Regions from separate parts of the Homo sapiens genome. Here region 1 is linked to region 2. Evidence: chromatin contacts called from ENCODE Hi-C or POLR2A ChIA-PET data. All regions are on one chromosome and are shown on one strand. The core of a region is the stretch at or near the end of the contact, and the rest is flanking DNA. Distances in the headings are between cores, read along the strand shown. Region 1 has its middle 29 kb from the start of LINC02606. Region 2 overlaps SPSB1 (splA/ryanodine receptor domain and SOCS box containing 1).

Region 1 (7,315 bases), core at 4,032-6,531, 120 kb before region 2:
AACTCTAGAAAATGCAAACTACTCCACTGTGAGAGGAAGGAGACCCTGGTTTCCTCGAGAGGGAGGAGAAGGGGAGATGGAGTAAGGGATGACAGTGGGACTTGAGGCGACTTTTGGGAGTGCTGGATGTCTCCGTTATCTTGATTGTGGATATGTCTTCATAGGTGCACACCTACGTCAAGAGTTATCAATTGTACACTTTAAATACATGCTGTTTATTGCACGTCAATTATTCATTATATGTTATACCTTAACCAAACTAGATTTATTTATTTATTTATTTTTAAAGTGGAGTCTCACTCTGTTGCCCAGGCTGGAGTGCAGTGGCATGATCTTGGCTCACTGCAACCTCTGCTTCCCAGGTTCAAGCAATCCTCTTGCCTCAGCCTCCCAAGTAGCTGGGACTACAGGCATGCGCCACCACACCCGGCTAATTTTTGTATTTTTAGTAGAGAAGGGTTTCACTATGTTGGCCAAGCTGGTCTCAAACTCCTGGTCTCAAGTGATCTGCCTGCTTTAGCCTCCCAAAGTGCTGGGATTACAGGCATGAGCCACCATGCCCAGCCAATAAAGCTATTTTTAACAAGCAGGATTTTGAGGTCTAATTCTAGAGAGCAGTCTCTGCTGAGTATCCTGGGCCTGGGACCCTTCTGGCTCTGCCATGTCCACAGCTGTCTCCCAGGGCCTCCGTGGGTGAGGGGGTCTCCTCTGCCTGCTCACCCGCCTCGGGCCACGCTGCCCATTACTCACTGTCCTGCAGTCCAGGGGCCTTTCAGTGCCTCACACAAACCTAGCCTCTTCCTCCCCCAGGGAGGATGCTGACCCCTCTGTCTGGGCTGTTTCTCCTCCCATGGCCACGCCCTCATTGCCTCCTCCTGCTCCAGGTCTCAGGGACACCTTCTGTGCTTGGCAAGATTCTAAACATTCCCTCCCCGCCCGGCCCATTTTATGTCCTTATCCTGGAGCCTGTGACTGTGCCGTCACTCCTGGGCTGCATTATGGCTTATGACATGGTTAACCTGAAGACTGGAAGACGGAGATCATCCTGCTGGCCAAAGCTAATTGCACAAGACTGTGAAGCAAAGAGCAGTTTTTGGCTGGTGCAGAGGAGGAAGCCGGAGAAATTCAAAGCGAGAGACAGACCCGAGGTGCCACTGCTGCTTTGAGGATGGAGGAAGGAGAGTGCTCCTGAGTAGCTGAGGGCAACCCTGGCTGATGGCCAGCAAGGGGGCAGGGACCTGGGTCTGACAACTGCAGGAAGCTGGATTCTGTCAGCACCTGGAATGAGCTTGGAAGTGGATTCTTTCTCCGAGGCTCCAGAGGGGAGCCTGATCCAGCCGACACCTTGATCTTGTCCATGTGAGACCCTGACCACAGAACCCAGTTGAGCCCACCCAGATTTCTGACCCCTAGAATGCTGAGCTCTGAAGCGGATGTTCTTTGAAACTGCTGAGTTTGAGGTTATTGGTAATTGACAGCAAGAGAAAACGGATACACTTCTGCAGAGAGGGGTTTTCTGGCTACACCACCTGGAGCACTGTCCCCACCTTTGCTATTTTCTCTCAGCCCCTCTTTGGTACCTTCAAAGCACAATTATGGCTCACCGCAGTCTCCACCTCCCAGGCTCAGGTGATCCTCCCACCTCAGCCTCCCAAGTAGTTGGGACCACAGACATGCACCACCATGCCTAGCTAATTTTTTGCATATTTGGTAGGGACAAGGTTTCACCATGTTGCCCAGGCTGGTCTCGAACTCCTGAGCTCAAGCGATCTGCCCATCTTGGCCTCCCAAAGTGCTGGGATTACAGGTGTGAGCCACTGTGCTTGGCCCAAAATGGGACTTTAAAAATTATTATTACCTTCAGCTAACCAGAGCAGCCAGTCAACCAACTCCCCCTGCTAAAATGGAAATTTAACTGTAGGACTTGTTCAGGCTTTTTCTGGAAAGATCCAGTTATACTGGTATTATTTGTCAAACAGGACTGACTAATTCTTAGGACTCCTAAAAGGTGAATAGAGGTAGAAAATAGCCTGATAGTTCCTCAATAGGTTAAACATAGAATTACCATATACTCCAGCAATTTCACCCCTATGTATAGACCCAAGAGAATTGAAAACATATGCCTAAACAAAATCGTTTCTGTGGTTATAAAAATAGTAGGGAAAAAAAGAAACAAAAGGAAATTTAAAAAATCATGTACACAAATATTCTTAGCAGCGTCATTCATAACAACAGCCAAAAAGTGGGCTGAGTGTGGTGGCTCATGCCTGTAAACCCAGCACTTTGGGAGGCCGAGGTGGGAGGATCACCTGAGGTCAGGAGTTTGAGACCAGCCTGGCCACCATGGCAAAACCTTGTCTCTACTAAAAATACAAAAATTAGCTGGGCGTGGTGGTGGGTGCCTGTAATTCCAGCTACTTGGGAGGCTGAGGCAGGAGAATTGCTTGAACCTGGAAGGTGAAGGTTGCAGTGAGCGGAGATCACACCACTGCACACCAACCTGGGCAATAGAGAGAGTCTATCTCAAAAAAAAAAAAAAAAAAAAAGCTGAAAAGTGGAAAAAACCCAAACGTCCATCAGTTGATGAATGGGTAATTAAAATGTTCTATGTCCATACAGTGGAAAATTATTCAGCCATGAAAAGGAAAGAAGCACTGGCATATGGTACAGTGTGGATGAGCCTGGAGAACATTATGGCAACTGAGAGAAGCCAGACACAAAAGACAGCATGTTCTCTGATTCCATTTATATAAAATGTCCAGGCCGGGCTCTGTGGCTCACGCCTGGAATCCCAGCACTTTGGGAGGCTGAGGTGGGAGGATTCCTTCAGCCCAGGTGTTTGAGACCAGCCTGGGCAATATACCGAAACCCTGTTTTTATAAAAAATGAACAAAATTAAGTGGGCATGGTGTCGCATACCTGTAGTCTCAGCTATTTAAGAGGCTGAGGTGGGAGGATCACTTGAGCCTCGGAGGTTGAGGCTTCAGGGAGCCAAGATAATGCCACTGCACTCCAACCCTCAGAGACAGAGTGAGACTCTGTCTCCATCAAAAAAAAAAAAAAAAAAAAAGTCCAGAATAGGCAAATTCATAGAGATAGAAAGTATGTTAGTGTTTGCAGTGAGCTGAGATCACACCACTGCACTCCAGCCTAGGGGACAGAGTGAGATTCCATTTCAAAAAAAAGCTGAGCACGGTGGCTCACACCTGTAATCCCAGCACTTTGGGAGGCTGAGGTGGGTGGATCACTTAAGTTCAGGAGTTCAAAAGTAGATTAGTGGTTTCCTAGGGCTGGTGAGTGTTGGGGTAGGATTGGGGAATGATGGTTACAGGTTGCAGGGGTTCTGTTCTGTTCTGTTTTGTTTTGTTTTGTTTTGTTTTGTTTTGTTTTGTGACGGGGTCTCACTTGGTCACCCAGGCTGGAGTGCAGCGGTGTGATCATGGCTCACTGCAGCCTCGACCTCCCAGGCTCAAGCAATCCTCCCACCTCAGCTTCTCCGGTAGCTGGGACTACAGCTACCTGCCACCATGTCCGGCTAATTTTTGTAGTTTTTTTTTTTCCAGTAGAGATGGGGTTTCACCATGTTGCCCAGGCTGGTCTTAAACTCCTGAGCTCAGCTGATCCTTCTGCCTTGGCCTACCAAAGTGCTGGCATTACAGGCATGAGCCACTGTGCCCGGTCGGTTGTAGGGTTTCTTTTGGAGGGCTAAAAATGTTCAAAAATGGGTTGTCCTGATGGTCGCACAGCTCTGTAAATATACTAAAGCACTGTGTGTTTAAAAGGGTCAATTGTAGGGCCTGTGAATTACTACTCAATAAAAAATTGTGTGCCACGGAAGTAAAACTAAAAAAAGTGGATAAGGGTGAGAGCGGTAGGCATTTTGGAGATGAGGAACGGAAGCATCGGTGGAGGAAGGAGTTGGGGACACAGCTTCAGTGCAGTCCCCCTCACCATGTCCCCGTTCAGAGGGCAGACCCTCCCCACCAACACTCCCACCAAGACTCTGAGTCTAAGAAAACTCTTATTTTCCTGATCCACCATGAGTACAGGATGCTTTCAAGTTTCATCACTGGTGTTCTTGTACTTCAAGAAAACAAAAAACAAAAAACCTCTCTAAAATGTGGTGCGTTGAAGCCAGGGAGTAAATGCAACCTGTAGATCTTCAGGGGGATTGATGACGTCATGATGGAATCTTCTGAATTTCTTTCTCAGGCTCCCCCCTGGGCCTTCCAAGACCTGACTCATGGACCTTCAAACCCTCTGCAGGGGCTGGGTGGGCCAGCAACCTCCAGGTGTGAGCGCCAGGGCACAGGGAGGTCATTCTTGCCCAATCCCCAATGGAGGCCGTGTCTCATCCCTCCAGGAAACTGCAGAAAGTTCGGAAGGACCCCCCCCCCACGCTGAACCACACATATGGCACAGACAGGAATTCCTTCTTGATTCCCAGTGGCTCCAGGTTCACGCCTAGAGTGCCCCTTATCAATGCTACAGAGCGATAGATGTGATTTATGGGAATCAAATCACCCAGCCTTGGATGAGAAGCTCAGTCTGAGACCTGGAATTATCAGGCAAGTAAGTCCGAGCTTGGAGAGATTTCTTGAAGCATTAGTGCCGTGTCCAGAACTCCCTACAACTTTCTTTAGGCCTTGAGTCGGGTCCTGGGAAGGACAGAACCCTCTTCTTTGGCCTTTCAAAATATTTCCACCAGACCCAGAGGAAAAGTCCTGGTGTTGGGTTGTCCCAAGACCATCTCTTTCACAAGCCTTAGAACTCATTTTTATTTTCCCTGACATTCTGGATAATGATGTTTGACAAGTACTTTTATTCCAGATGAGAGATGCTTGGGCCAACCTGGAGGCTGCCTGATGTCTGCTCAGTCTTAACCTGGAGACAGGTCCTGCTGCTGCAGCGATGGCTGGGTAGGATGGCGTTACGGCCTCTTTTCCCGGGGCAGCACCTGGGGCCAGGAGGCCTAAGCCCCGTTGGCCTTCCAGCTTTGGGTTGCTCTCAGCCCTTTGCCCGCCTGTGCATCTCCAGCTGGGATAAGCACCTCTCTCCTAATTTGGCTGGAATCTAAATGAGGTCTTCCAACATGCAACCACATCAGCTCCATGTTGCCCAAAGGGGCAGACTCCGTGCAAAGCTCTGAGCCTTAGGCTGTGCGCCGTGGGGTCTTTACAGCAGGGGGACACCCAGGCTGGGCTCCTGGGAGGGACTCAGCCCCACTCTCGCCAGAGGGCGCCACACTCCTCCTTTATCACCATCCTGGCCTCGCTTCCGAGTTTCAGAGGCTCAGGAGAGGGGTCGGGCAGCCCTTCCAGGGAGAATTCTCACAGCTGCACCACTCTGCAAACGACTCACAGGCGTTGCAGTTTCCTATCGGGTCGCTGAATGATTTTATGAGGGAAAAACAGCTGACCTGGCCATGGCTCTTCTTCCATAAAATAATCAATTTTTGTATTTAGCAACAGCAGGCCACAAACCGAGTTTCTTCCTTGGCTTCCATTCCAGTTTATGAGTCAAAAATAATTTTCCCCTTTTGCAAGTCCAACATCGATCCCACTTGGAAGCCGCGGTGGTCAAGAGATTCCTCAGAAATGAACCTGACAAAATGGAGCTGGTGACAGTTTTCCTTTCTCTAAAAAACTTCTACCGAAACAGACTCTATTAATCGCGGGTGCAGCTACTATTCCAAGAAACTGCGTGAAGACATTTTTTTCTTTCTCAGTAGCTGTTCATCACCGTGAAGGAGACGATGACGAGGTTCCCAACCCAAGCACTGGGCTACGCGCCTCTTCCACGCTGCACGAGACGAGGTTGGTCCAGGCACGGAATTTCCATGGCCCTAGCTCTCGCTGTGCATGGGGGTCATGAGTGAAAGCTGCTCAGAGCATTTTTTGAGGGAGCCCAGCCCAGGAACCCTGTGGGTTGAGTGGTGAAGCCAGAGATGGGGTTTCACCATGTTGGCCAGGCTGGTCTCAAACTCCTGACCTCAAGTGATCCACCTGCCTCGCCCTCCCAAAGCGCTGGGATTACAGGCATGAGCCACTGTGCCCAGCCCGGAATTCCATTTTAAAAGGCCAGAGGTTTAGGGGTTTTGGTTTGAAACGGCAAATGAATGCATATACTTAACCCTTCCTCTAAACTCCATCAAAATAACAGCAAAGAAATTTTTAAAAACTGTAATCCTACAACAGCAGAGATTAGCAGAGGAAGTTAATCAATTAAAATTTTTTTTTTTTTTTTTTTTTTTTGGAGACGGAGTCTTGCTCTGTTGACCAGGCTGGAGTACAGTGGCGCAATCTCAGCTCACTGCAACCTCCGCCTCCTGGGTTCAAGCAATTCTTGTGCCTCAGCAGAAAGGTAGGGAGCTTGATTCCCTGACCGGGTGACTAAGGGGTAGGGGGTTATGTCACAAAATATACGTGCCTATGAACGTGTGTGCACATGTTTGAGTGTGTGGTGTGAGTGCACATGTGCGCTCATGTGTGTTAAAGTCACACGGATGCAAATCAGGGTTGCCCTTCTCCTAGTGTCTGCCTGGAGGTGTGGGCGTCCACACGCATAGGCAGTCTCCTTTGTTGGCTCTTGCGCCTGCGTCTTTTGTAAATTTCCTGAAGGTGACCGGTCTCACTGCACCTCTCCCTGTAGATGATGCCACCAGGGACAGGGGGCTGGCCCTACTGTGCCCTCCCACCCATGCGCTCCAGGAAGCTATGGACGTCGGGCAGGGCAGCCCGGGAGGCCTCATAATCTAGGTGTTTTGGTTGCAGGAGTTCCCGGGCCACTCCTGGAACAGCCTGGGTCCCTGGACCTCAAAAGCAGCGCTTGCATCCTTGAGGGTCTCTAAGGCTCAGCTTGGCCCCTTTGTCCTCTGGGGATCCATGTTTTGGCCACCACTGCCCCGAATGGCACTGGCCTCTGTGCACACCATGCCCTTTGGCATGGTTTAAGCAAGTTTTTGTCCTTTGACATTTTTACAACAGAGATTTCATTTGGCGGTGGGAGTGGGGGAGGGCTGTGGGGAGGAGACGGAGTTGAAGGCAGAATAACTCATTCCTCATCCTAGTCCTTCCTCCTGGAGCCCTCTCTGTAAGCTGCGCTGCTCATTTTATAAAAGCAAGGAGAGCTTAGCTCTTCCCATGGGATTACTTAATCTCAGAATAGATGACGACCAGATGGCCTTTAACTGGATGGACTACATTTAGTCCTGCTACCTCTGTCCTGTTCCTTCTCATCTCACTGCACATCTGTGAACGTGTCCTCAGGCCTGGCGTGCCCTGCAGACCTGGGACCTCTCTCCCACGCACTCTCC
Region 2 (6,912 bases), core at 1,566-4,065:
TCTTAAAAATGGTTTTAAAATGGTAAATTTGGCCAGGCACGGTGGCTCACGCCTGTAATTCCAGCACTTTGGGAGGCCAAGGCAGGCGGATCACTTGAGGCCAGAAGTTCGAGACCAGCCTGGTCAACATGGCGAAACCCTGTCTCTACTAAAAATACAAAAATTGACCAGGCACGGTGGCTCATGCCTGTAATCCCAGCACTTTGACAGGTTGAGGCGGGCGGATCACCTGAGGTCAAGAGTTCGAGAGCAGCCTGGCCAACATGGTGAAATCCCGTCTCTACTAAAAATACAAAAATTAGCCAGGTGTCGTGGTGGGCGCCTGTAATCCCAGCTACTCAGGAGGCTGAGGCAGGAGAATTGCTTGAGCCCGGGAGGCGGAAGTTGCAACGAGCCGAGATCGCACCACCGCACTCCAGCCTGGGCAACAGAGCAAGACTCTGCCTCAAAGAATAAATAAAATAAAATCTTAATTTTATGTTATATGTATTTGCTACAATTGAAAAATGCTTTGGTTTATATAAAAATAAACAGAAACCTGAGGCATGGAGATTAGGTGATGAATGGAGTCCGTCTGTCCTGATGCTACTGGGACAAAAGCAAAAAAATGAGAAGGAATGTGGCGGAGCATCCCTGGCCAGGCCCCACCTGCCTCTGAGCCAGCCAACAGCCAGGTCCTCTCTACCTTGAGCTGTTTTCCCCGGAGCCGCGCTGGAGAGGAAAGCCAGCTGGGCAGAGGGAGAATGTTGCTATTGATTTGGCCCGTGGGCTCCTTGGGTCTCTTTGGCAACCTCGTTTCCTTTCCGTTGGAATAAAAAAATGACTGTGCTCTTCCCCGGGCCGCTCTGGGGTCAGCCTACACTGGATGAGGCTGTTCACAGCAGGCTCACACCGCAGGCGCTTCAGGAAGCTGACAAGGAGGGCGGGCATGGTGGCTCACGCTTGTAATCCCAGCACTTTGGGAGGCCGAGGTGGGCGGATCACCTGAGGTCAAGAGTTCGAGACCAGCCTGCCCAACATGGCGAAACCCCGTCTCTACTAAAAATACAAAAATTAGCCAGGCATAGTGGCACGCGCCTGTAGTCCCACCTACTTGGGAAGCTGAGGCAGAAGAATCGCCTGAACCTGGGAGGCGGAGGTTGCAGTGAGCCGAGATCACACCATTGCACTCCAGCCTGGGCAACAGAGTGAGACTCTGCCTTAAAAAAAAAAAAAAAAAAAAGAAGCTGACAAGAAGACAGAACTGACAGGAAGTAGAAGTGGACTTGAAAAAGGAGATAAATGCATATAAGACCAGGCCCTAAATGGCTAAGAATTAGGGACAGGCTGCTGTCCAGGAAGTGACAGATGGCTGTGCTGGTCCCTCTGGGAGCAGACACTGAACAGGGCAGACCAAGGTTCTCACCGAAGAAGGTGGGTTCCATGTTTCTGGCCATTTTCCCATGGAGTGTGCACCTGGGAGGCTGATTCTTGGACCCTGGGGGTTTGCTGGGTGCCTGACGCAGCCCACGAGGGCAGAAGCTCAGTGAGCACTTGCTGGTGGAGAGCACTGAAACCAAGTCTCAGCCACGGAGCCCAGGATGGGGCCCAGGCCAGAACCACCCACAGCCGATGCCCTCTCCTGCTGCCACCACACTTCCTGTGGTCTCCGTCACCCTCTACGCACTCAGGCTGCAGAAGCAGCAAGCTGACCTCAGGCCTAGACCCTGCAGGGAAAATGCTCTTCCAAGATCATGACCTCCTAATCGATAAATTGAACGGGCCCAAAAAACAAGCATCCTCTCTCTACCTCTCAACTGTATCTGAAAATACCACCATGCCCTTGACCTGAAACGCTCCTAGTTTTGTGACAGTATCTGACTCACTCTCTAAGGTTCTGTCTCAGCTCCTCCGCCTGTTCTTCCTGCTCCTTACACACAGATGTTTTTGAGGGTCTCTCCCTCCACAGGACCTCCCTCCGTGGGATCCTTTGCTCTCATGGCTCCAGGGAGTGTCTGCCTGTGAACCTGACGTGTCCACCAAATATCATCTCCCCAGCAGTGACCCTGCTCCCACTCATACATCCCTTGTAGACTCAAATGGCCCCCTCCTGGCCTCTACAATGCTGCCAATTTCTATCATCAACCTCTAGTTCACCCAGATTCAAACCCCTCATCTCCCTCAATTCCTCCTCTTCTTGGCTTCCCACATTAGCGCCAAACATTGTAAATTGCTGCCCCCATAGTTGCTGAATCCCACCTTCACTCTCACTGTTTAAGTCATCACTTGCAAGGCCACTGCAAGAGTCTCCAAGTCCCTTAGATCTCAGCCCACTCAAACAAATCTTCCTAAAACGCTCTCATTGAGATTTTTTTTTTTTTTTGGTAGAGGTGGGGTCTCACTATGTTGCCCAGGCTATTCTCAAACTTCTGGCCTCAAGCAATCCTCCCACCTTGGCCTCCCAAAGTGCTGGGATTTATAGGCATCAGCCACCTCGTCTGGCCAAGGCTTTTTTAAATTTTGAAAATCTGTAATTCAAACACGTACAAAAGAGTCACATATTTTCAACACTCAAACTGTCAACAGTTTGGCACATTTGTTTTTGGTCCTTTTATTACACAATAGTCAAATAGCCAGAGGACTGGAACAGACAATGCAAAGAAAAAGTAAATGCAAACAGTAAGTAAACTTGTAGGAAAAGAAGCTCAACCTCCCATGGAGACAAAAGGACATAAAAGAAAAGCAGTAATGAGATCGCACGTTGCACCCTCCAGATTGCTACAGAGTCAATACAGAGATGGTGCCTCCTGTCTACACACAGGAAGCGGAGAGCAAGTACCAACGTGGCTGGTGGGATCTGAATCCGGCAGCTTCGGGGAAATGAATGGCAACTGATCCAACAATTCCACCCCTGGTGCGTGAGCCCATAAGAATGAGTGCCGGCTAGGCACGGTGACTCACGCCTGTAATCCCAGCAGTTTGGGAGGCTAAGGCAGTGGATCAACTGAGGTCAGGAGTTCAAGACCAGCCTGGTCAACATGATGAAACCCCGTTTCTACTAAAAATACAAAAAATTAGTCGGGCATGGTGGCGCATGCCTGTAATCCCAGCTACCCAGGAGGCAGAGGCAGGAGAATCGCTTGAACCCAGGAGGCAGAGGTTACAGTGAGCCAAGATCGTACCACTGTACTCCAGCCTGGGCAACAAGAGTGAAACTCCACCTCAAAAAAAAAAAAAAAAAAAAAAAAAACAAGAGCACCAGTAGCAGAAGGAGATCCATAACGGGTATTTATGACAGAGGTGCGGCCACTTCCTGCCACTCCAAATCGAGTGCACAGTCATTGACAAAGGTCACTTAGGCAGACCACTCTGATATGTTTGCACCATGAACCGTTGTTACACAGCAATTAAAAAGACGAGGTAGAACCACATCAGTGAGCCTGGAGACACTTCCACAAGCATTCAGCGGGGAGAGCACGACAGAATATGAAAGGAGAGCCCATTCTAATAAAATAATGGCATCCCCAAAGATGCAGACATACAGGTCAGTGCAGGCAGGGAGGTATGGAACTACTCTGGGTATATCATCCTTCAATAAAAGATTTAGGATTTTTTTTTAAGTATGTAAAAAAAAAAGACGCAGAAAATTACAAGTGTTGGCAAGGATGTGGAGAAACCGGAACCCTTGGGTATCACTGATGGAAACGCAAAATGGCACAGCCGCTGGACACAGTAGGGTGGTTCCTCAAACTCAAAATGATCGTACGATCCGGTAATGTACTCAACGCTACTGAACTGCACGTCTTAAATGGTTAAGATGGTAAATTTTAGGTTTTTGTATGTTTTACCACGATTAAAAAAAAAAAAGTTCAGAAGAACATGCTCCAGTCTAACATCAGTTTGGGAAGGGAGAGAAAAAGGAGGGGAGGAAAGGAAGAGGACAGGCAAACCCAAAATACTCCCCCAAACGTGTCGGGTGAAGTTAGGGATACGTGTGTCCAGATCACAAGGTCCAGCTGGCAGGATGTTACTGTGGTTCCCTTGGGGTGGTAGGAGTAAGGAGACTGGCAAATCTTTATTATTATTATTATTATTGTTATTATTTTGAGACAGAATTTAGCTCCTGTCGCCCAGGCTGGAGCGCAGTGACACAATCTTGGCTCACTGCAACCTCCGCCTCCCGGGTTCAAGCGATTCTCCTGCCTCAGCCTCCTGAGTAGTAGAGATGCACCACCACGCCCGACTAATTTTGTATTTTGTATTTTTAGTAGAGACGGGGTTTCACCGTGTTGCCCAGGCTGGTCTCAAACTCCTGACCTCAGGTGATCCGCCCGCCTCAGTCTCCCAAAGTGCTGGGATTACAGGCGTGAGCCACCGTGCCCAGCCTGGTACATCTTTATGTGTACATATCAGGTGTCATTCAGATTCTTCTCGATGAGCAAGCACCTAGCAATTATTTACGCCACTGATCTTTGACAAACTACAGTGAGAAGAGATGCCTTGTGTCCTCAGAATGGAGGTAAGAGACCCATGCAGATGGTCAGGTTTCCCTTTTGCTCTTTGCAAAAATGTGCAGTCACCTGCTCCTGGGCCACTCTGAACCCGCTGTCCTGTCATCCACAGCAATTTTCTCCCTGGACTCTAGGAATCAGTCCCAGAAAAGATTCCAAAGGCCTCATAGTATCCAAGTTTTGAGAAGAAATGTCTGCAGAGTCACGTTACCCACAGAACGCTCTCTTCTACCTCCACACCCAAGCCTACCATCCCCACGGCCCCACCGCCATGTGTCCGATGCCGAGATCTGGGAAGTCTCCTGGACTCCAGCACTAACTTCTTTCTTTCTTTTCTCTTTTTTTTTTTTTTTTTTGTTGTTGTTTTTGAAATGAGGTCTCACTCTGTCACCCAGGCTGGAGTGCAGTGGTGTGATCTCGGCTCACTGCAACCTCCCCATCCTGGTTCAAGGGATTCTCCTGCCTCAGCCTCCTGAGTAGCTGGGACTACAGGCGCATGCCACTGTGCCTAATTTTTGCATTTTTTGTAGAGACGGGGTTTCATTGTGTTGGCCAGGCTGTCCAGCACTAACTTCTGATGGGTGGCCATGCCCATCTTCCCAAAGGCTCTCTTCCCTACTCCCTTCCTCGGATCCTCTCACCTGACCTACCCACCACCGGGTGTCACCTCCCCTGACCTCTCCATCACTGCCCTCCAGCCCTTGGCATGAAGTTCCTGGACTGAGACACTCACACACGTCCACCCATCCGCCTGTCCACCTGTCCACCCATCCACCCATCCGGGATCTCACCTTTCCTCCCTCTCCAGCTGCATTTCCCCCCACCCACAAACCCTCAACCGGCTGTGCTCGGGCCCCATGCAGACTGAACCACCTGCAGTGCCCCTCACACTGCTTCATACAACTGCCCTTAGGTGTCTTCAATTCTCCCCCTTGGGAGGCTGTCCCCGCCACCCTGTCCCCCACGCGAACTCCTACACATCTGCCAGAGCTCCAGCAAGTCTTTCTGCCCTTTACTGGCAAATTCCAGCAAATGCAGGGCCCGCCCCTAGTAGGACAGAGCAGTGGTTTTCAACCTGGGTGATTTTACTACCCTCCCTCCTTCACCCCAGCGTACCCTGGGAGATTTGGCAATGTCTGGAGACACATGTGGGGCTCACAAGTTGGGGTGGCGTCTGGTGGGTGGGGGCCAGGGATATTGCTAAACGCCCAGCCACGCCCGACACAAGCCTCACATCAACAATTCCCCTGCCCTATGTCAACAGTGCCATGTTGGGAAGCCCCAGCGCAGAGTGAGCTTCAGGTGAAAAGACGCAGGGTATTCCTGGGACAAAACCATCTTCACGTGCCCAGAAGCACCACCTAGGACCCAACACCTGTGACCCTGTGTCAACTCCATGGCTCTCCCAGGCCAGAGGGAGGCAGTGGGTGGGGCGTTGGTGCTCACCCCAACACACTCATCAGCCTCTGGGTTACCCCGAACGAGATGTTTACCTCTCTGGGCCTTAGAGTCCCTGTTTATAAAACGAAGCATTGAAAGAAATCAGCTCTTCCCCCGAAGTGGCCTTGACGGATTCTTAAGGCATTTGAAATCATGTCTGAGCTGGGTTAGGAAACATCATATCCCCTCCTAGAGAGTCACAAACGCATCAGCATCTTAAAGGCTCTGAGAAGTCCCGCAGGACAGAAACGCAAGGTTCTGCTGAACTCTAGCAGTTCCCAAACTTGAAGAAAAGGGACATTCTTCCTGGAGTGCATCTTTGCACAACATCATGAGGGATGACAGTTTGGAGGACCTCCGAATGTCTTTGGGCTCAGCTGTTTCAAGATTCCATTGATGGGCCAGGCCCTGCCTCCTCCCTCAGCCCCTGTACTGAATCCTCCACACAGCCACGTTCGTCTGGCTCTATAGGAGGGGGTGTAAAGGTGTGTGGCAGAGCTGAGATGTTTACTGTGTGAGGTAAGGGGCTGTTCATCACCTGCTCCAGCTAAGCGAACTCTCTGAAAAGTCCACACCATGGCCCTCGAAATCCTCCCAAAGCGTAAGTGTGATTGCAGCACTCCATTCACCATCCAAGGTCAGCGGCTTGCACTTTGGTGAGAAACTGAGGCTGGTCCTGGGCCCCGTTAGGGCCCGTCCTCTTAAATCTAGACCAGAGTTGGGCAAACTATGCCCAGGGGCCAAATATGGCCCACTATCTACTTCTGGAAGTGAAGCTTGATTGGCACACAGCCAGGCTCACCAGTTTACATGTTGTCTGTGGCTGCTTTCACGCTACAGAGTCGAGTAGTTGCGGCAGACACCATATGGTCTACAAAGCCTAAATCATTACCATCAGGCTCTTAAAGTTTGCTGACCCTTGGTTGAGACCTTAGGAAATGGTGAAGAAACAGGGGTCAAATTTCTCCCCCACACTCCCCCA

The links. Hi-C counts contacts between places; a loop is a spot of excess contacts on that map. ChIA-PET counts read pairs that join two places held with the same protein, here RNA polymerase II (POLR2A). Pooled maps may share reads with other maps.
Region 1: a pooled map shows a loop between it and region 2 (2.3-fold over the local background). The contact joins two enhancer-like sites. A Hi-C loop is called at or near these places in 3 of 50 pooled maps. POLR2A ChIA-PET finds 5 or more read pairs at or near these places in 8 of 52 experiments (B cell, Caco-2, HepG2 and 5 more).

What each region holds. Positions count from the first base shown.
Region 1 is chr1:9,453,882-9,461,196 of GRCh38, reverse strand. No RefSeq gene overlaps it. Among named protein-coding and RNA genes, the nearest start is that of LINC02606, 29 kb to the right of the region's middle. Within about 2 kb of position 5,281, at least 3 of the 41 ENCODE cell types and tissues checked have a DNase peak (open chromatin) inside an H3K27ac peak, as active enhancers do.
Region 2 is chr1:9,327,639-9,334,550 of GRCh38, reverse strand. All of the region lies in intron 1 of SPSB1 (splA/ryanodine receptor domain and SOCS box containing 1), which reads right to left. Among named protein-coding and RNA genes, the nearest start is that of SPSB1, 38 kb to the right of the region's middle. Within about 2 kb of position 2,815, at least 2 of the 41 ENCODE cell types and tissues checked have a DNase peak (open chromatin) inside an H3K27ac peak, as active enhancers do.